Regions from separate parts of the Homo sapiens genome. Here region 2 is linked to region 1. The links are chromatin contacts, found by Hi-C in ENCODE. All regions are on one chromosome and are shown on one strand. The core of a region is the stretch at or near the end of the contact, and the rest is flanking DNA. Distances in the headings are between cores, read along the strand shown. Region 1 holds the start of FMR1 (fragile X messenger ribonucleoprotein 1). Region 2 overlaps LINC00850 (long intergenic non-protein coding RNA 850).

The links. A loop is a pair of places that touch in the nucleus more often than their neighbours do. Pooled maps may share reads with other maps.
Region 2: a pooled map shows a loop between it and region 1 (5-fold over the local background). The contact joins the enhancer-like site here to the promoter of FMR1 in region 1. A Hi-C loop is called at or near these places in 5 of 50 pooled maps.

Annotation. Positions count from the first base shown.
Region 1 is chrX:147,910,565-147,913,308 of GRCh38, reverse strand. It overlaps FMR1 (fragile X messenger ribonucleoprotein 1), which reads right to left and starts at 1,390. Exons shown (of 17, transcript NM_002024.6): 1 at 1,079-1,390. The coding sequence starts at 1,129. It overlaps FMR1-AS1 (FMR1 antisense RNA 1), which reads left to right and starts at 1,492. Exons shown (of 2, transcript NR_024503.3): 1 at 1,492-1,667; 2 at 2,314-2,744. RefSeq lists enhancers at 970-1,069, 1,650-1,859 and a silencer at 1,230-1,569.
Region 2 is chrX:149,827,865-149,830,608 of GRCh38, reverse strand. The region is part of intron 1 of LINC00850 (long intergenic non-protein coding RNA 850); the gene reads right to left. Among named protein-coding and RNA genes, the nearest start is that of LINC00850, 3.5 kb to the right of the region's middle. RefSeq lists enhancers at 36-155, 176-245, 266-405, 606-655. Within about 2 kb of position 1,333, at least 5 of the 41 ENCODE cell types and tissues checked have a DNase peak (open chromatin) inside an H3K27ac peak, as active enhancers do.

The DNA.
Region 1 (2,744 bases), core at 141-2,640:
ATCAAATTTGTAAATCTTCCTTTTAAAACTGAAAGGTGTTAGTTGATCTGCAATGGTGTAACTTTAAAAAGCACAGTAAACCCATGAATGCCTATATAAAGCCTCAACAATTCAGTCCACTGCAACACCACAAATTCAAAGGAAATGTGGTCAAGTTCTTAGGGGCACAAAAATATTTTCGCTCAGTTAAAAAAAAAATGCCCTAGTAATAATATACTCTCAGTTAATTACCTGAAGTTTCATGGCATATATTTAGGTCTTTGGAAACTTAAACACACACACACAATTTTTAAGTAGCAGCGCTGCTAATGGTTTTAGACGCTGAAGCATGTGCATTCCTGAATTTACCCCGTTTAACAAAAAGGGGGACGCGAATATTCACGATGATCAACTTCTTCAATGCACTGCTGGGCCATGTTAGGGTCTTCCTGAAACTTTTGGATCTAAAATCTCCTCCGAAATCCACAAAGAGAAGCCACTAAAAATCAGTTGCCATTGTGATTTGGTGCCGACTACCGCTTCTTACTACTCTTTCTTCACAGCCCTCGCCCAGAACAGTGGAGCTCTCCGAAGTCCCAATGCTAGACCGGAAAAGAGAAGCCAAAGGAGACCTGAAGCCCTCTTGGCGCTGCAGGAGGCGGCCCGGCTGAAGCGCCCCCCGCTCCTCCACAACTACCCACACGACAGGCCCGGATCCCGCTGGGAGATGATGTTTAGGAAAGGGGGAATAAGCCATCGCCGTCACTTAGCGCCGATTTCGGCCCTTCCCGCCCGGCTCTAGTACCTGCCGCCGGCCCTCGCCCATCCCCAGCTCACCCCGGCGGGGCTCGGCGCCGAAAGAGAACCCTCTCCTCGCTGGTCTCTCATTTCGATAGGCGCTAGGGCCTCTCGGAGTCGGAGAGGGGCTTCCAACAGGCCCCAAGTCCAGTCCTTCCCTCCCAACAACATCCCGCCGAGCGTGCCCTGGCACCCAGGCGCGGTGCTCGGGAAGAGGGCCCCGGGCCTGCCTCCCGCCGACACCAAGAAGAAAAGGGAGGGAAGGAAGGGCGAAGATGGGGCCTGCCCTAGAGCCAAGTACCTTGTAGAAAGCGCCATTGGAGCCCCGCACTTCCACCACCAGCTCCTCCATCTTCTCTTCAGCCCTGCTAGCGCCGGGAGCCCGCCCCCGAGAGGTGGGCTGCGGGCGCTCGAGGCCCAGCCGCCGCCGCCGCCGCCGCCGCCGCCGCCTCCGCCGCCGCCGCCGCCGCCGCCGCCGCCGCGCTGCCGCACGCCCCCTGGCAGCGGCGCCTCCGTCACCGCCGCCGCCCGCGCTCGCCGTCGGCCCGCCGCCCGCTCAGAGGCGGCCCTCCACCGGAAGTGAAACCGAAACGGAGCTGAGCGCCTGACTGAGGCCGAACCCCCGGCCCGCTGCGGGTGTAAACACTGAAACCACGTCACGTGATCAACGCTGTTCCCTCCCCCCGCGGGCTCAGCCCCTCGGCCCCGCCCTCTCTCTTCAAGTGGCCTGGGAGCGCGCGCATGCGCGCTGCTGGGAACCGGCCGGGGTGCCGGGTCGAAAGACAGACGCGCGGGCCGGGCGTGCGCGGGCTTGGTGGAGGGCGGGAAGGCTGAAGGGCGGTGACAGGTCGCACTGCCTCGCGAGGGCCAGAACGCCCATTTCTGCAGAGGTGCACTCAGTGGCGTGGGAAATCAAATGCATCCGGTTATCCCAGTTCGGCCTCTCTGGGATTCCGCGGGAGGGGGTGTCTGGTCTGGTTTGGTTTGGTTTGGTTTGGTTTGGTTTGGTCCGGTTCAAAGTAGCGCAGTCTGACTGAGCGGGAGGTGGAGTGGAAGGCGAGAATAGGGGTGAAGGATTAGACAGAAGAAGACTTTGAACTAGGAACAGTGGCAACCAGGGTGACCCAGGCTTTTGTGACCCGTAGAGGCAGAAGGTGAGGCGTCTACGCCCTCTCTCACCAGATTTTGGGCGGCCCTGTGGAGACACCCTGTGCCCTTTAAGGGACATGGATTGAGTCGGGATCTCAAAATGTGAGCCTTTCCTCAGACCCAGCTTTGACCCACGTACTCGCCTTTCCTCAACTCATTTTCATACTTTCACTTGACTATATATTTTTTAAAAATTGTGTTAAGCACTTGAGGTTCATTTCTGCCCCTACTGTATGTGCACCCTGTGCCAGAGGGTGGGGTGAACACGTGTGTAGCAGTCATGCGTCCTGTCCACAGGGGCCGATGCACCTCCTTGCAACCCTTTACATTCCACTGTGAAACAAACCTCAACTTTTTCTTATTCCTGTTTTTACACCGTGCTTATAGCTGCCTTAATCCATGTTCCCTTCGGGATGCTGGTATCCAACTGAGAAGTTGACGGAGCATCTATCGTGTGCCAGACACTGTGCTAAGTGCTAACGAGAAATCGGTGAGCAAAACAGAAAAGAAAAAAAAAGAAGAAACGACTGCCAGCATTGAACTTAGTACCTAGCAAAGTAGGTGGACATAAATCAAATTGTCAGACAAGTAAATGAGTAGTTGCAGCTGTGATAAGGGGTATGAAGAATAGGCGCTTCCATGATGGCGGAACATGACCTAGTCTGGGGTGGAGAAGGGGAGATGATTCCAGCTGGAATATGGCAGGTGAGAGTTAACTAATAGCACTGAGTTGGCAGAGGCAGGATGACCTGCCCCAGGCAGGTGCCCCAGAATGAGAGGATGTTGCTGCTGGTGGAACTCCAGCTTTAAAGCGGTGG
Region 2 (2,744 bases), core at 84-2,583, 1.9 Mb before region 1:
GTGTTCCCCCCCTTTACTTTCTTTTTTTTCATTTCTTTTTACACTTAGTTTCTCGGGCTGGGTGAGATTTGCGTGGCTGCAGTCTGGGCCTAGGGCAGTCACCAGCCTAGAGGCTTGGCAGATGCCTGCCGCAAATTGCAAGAATTATGCCCTATTCACCTCCTCTGCTCTCCTCCCAGCAAGGGTCCACCGCCCTCTTTTTCACATAGACTGGGGCTGGGGAGAGGGACTTAACCCTTGGCGTGCCTGCCTCGCTGTTTGGCTCTGTGACTGCTGTTTTTGCTTGCTTTCTCTCTTCTCTCCTAAGTTCTTTTTCTTCTCTGCTGGTCTTTCCTTAGTCTCTGCCAGCCACCTATGCTGCTGTTTTTCCTTCTCCTTTCCCTTCCCTTAGGGGAGGGACCGGCGGGAGTGGAGCTACTCTTTCTTCCCCTGAGAAGAAAGGAAAGGGGGGTTTCTAAATATTTTTCTTACTTCCGGAGGTTTGTGTGAGGTTCAACCCCCCCACCATGGGGATTTCTCACCTCTTTCTGAGGTTCAACCCCCCCACCATGGGGATTTCTCACCTCTTTCTGAGGTTCAACCCCCCCCCCAAGGAATTCTCAGCTCTTTCTGAGGTTCAACGCCCCTGGGGATTTCTCACCTCTTTCTAACCTCCAGGACATCCTGACTAAGGCATACTTTACCACCCCTGCAGTTTTTTTACTTTACTGGCTCCTGCGGCTTCTCCTTCCTTGGTCTGTGCACAGAGTCATCACTGCAGTATGTGAGGATCCTTTAAGCTAGGTTGCTGGCCAGTTTCTGTTTTTTTTTTTCTCTCTCTCTCTCTCTCTCTTTTTATTTTTGCATTGCTGAGAGTACAGGTTTATTCATCACACCGGGTGGGTCTCAATTTCTCACCCATGAGACGCTTGCAATGAGGTAAGGGAGCACGCTCCATCATGAGAGACGACTGGAGACCACCCCCAGAGGAGAATGTATCCCCATATGGCCCATCAAATTGTTTGAAATGCTTGTTCCCTAGTGCCGTAAAGAAATAGCACTTGAACATTATTATTTAGTAAGGCCATTTTTACTTTCTGCAGAAAGGGTACACTCGCCAGCAGTTTTGCCACGAGAATACACCAAACAAAGGAGACAGGGTCATTTATGACCTGACGCATCCACCCTACTGCTGTGTCCGGTTTCCATTGGCTGGAACGGGACCTCACATTCTGTATTCGTCCCAAATGGCTAGCAACTTAGGAGTTTTTAGAAGAGGCAAAGGTAGAGGAGAACAAAGGAAGGAGGAAGTAAATTGTGGAATGCTGAGAAAGGTAAAAACACTTTTAAATAAAGAAGAGGCACAGGCTATGACCTGATGCTTGCTTGGACCAGTATAAGCATGCCAGGGCAAGTATTTAGGAGCACAGGTCTTTGAATAAATTTTGCTTCTAAGAGAAGTTACTATTTATTCCTAATTAGATTGGAAGGAAAGTCTTTGAAGACGAACTTCTACTTTACTTTTTATTTACAATGTCCAGTTCACAGAAAAACTGGATGATACCTCTGTAACTTTAGCCAATATGTTTACACACAGGATTCCCTTTACAATTAACATTTCAAAACTTGCTTAAACCTTTAAAACAAAATATTTTTTTAACCTTTTAATGTAGGTAAAAATCCACATCATTATGCCTCCATATAATCCTTTTACCAAAGGTATATTTTACTTTCCTTATACACTTTGCACGTAAACTGTTTCTTCAATAATTCTACATTCAGGAGGCCTAATTACTTTTAAATTATACAACATTTCTTGCATAAATTCCCTTTTATAACTTTTTTTTGGTCATGACTTTCACAGACAATTCTTCCATGTGCCTCAACTTTCTGACTTGCTGCAAACATCCTTTTCTTTAAACAACCAGTTAATTTACTTTAGGACAAGAATTTACCATATAACATTCTTTTTACATAAATTCCCCCCTCCACCCTTTTTTTCCTAAAGATGATAACCATTCTTTTCCAAAGCGAACTTCCTTCATGTCTGTGGACTAGACTGCCTAAGACCATAAGATTAGAAGTTAGGATAATACATGTTACACTGTTAACTTTTAGCAAACTTTACTTTTGTTGAAAACCTTGTAAGTTTGGGATTTCAATTATCCTTTGCTGTTAACAAGACCTTGTTTAGTCCAGATTTACTTAGAATTGGCATAGATGGTTCCTTCCTGGTTCTTTAAGTACTTTAAGGCTTGGCTGAGAGGAAACAGCTCTCAGGTTTGAGCAGACCAATTATTAGGCCATTTTCCTAACTCTGCTTTTACAAGAGTTTCCCTATCAATTACTGAATACCTATTGTGTCTTTTTCCCTCAGTCACCAGGGAGGAACCATCTATTGTCCTGTCCTGAAGGGAGTTCCTCCTAGGTATGGTCAGACCTTTGTATGGTAATTAATTAAGATTTAGATCCCCTGTTAGGAAACCTGCTGGGTTAAGGGAATTATCCGTGGTTAATGTTAAATCATCTTTTTCTAACAGAAGAGTCCCATACTTTAAGATTTTTGAGTTAGTAAGCTACCTTTCTGCTTTTTTTTTTTTTTTTGACTTAAGATAGTTCTGAACTTGTGAGGTGTGCTTACAATGAAGTTTCCTCTAAAAGCGATTTTTCTACTTTCTTCTGCTAGCAAAGCAGTTGCTGCTACAGATTAAATGCATTTGGGCCATCCGCAGGTTAAGGATTTTAGATAGGAAGGCTAAGGGTTG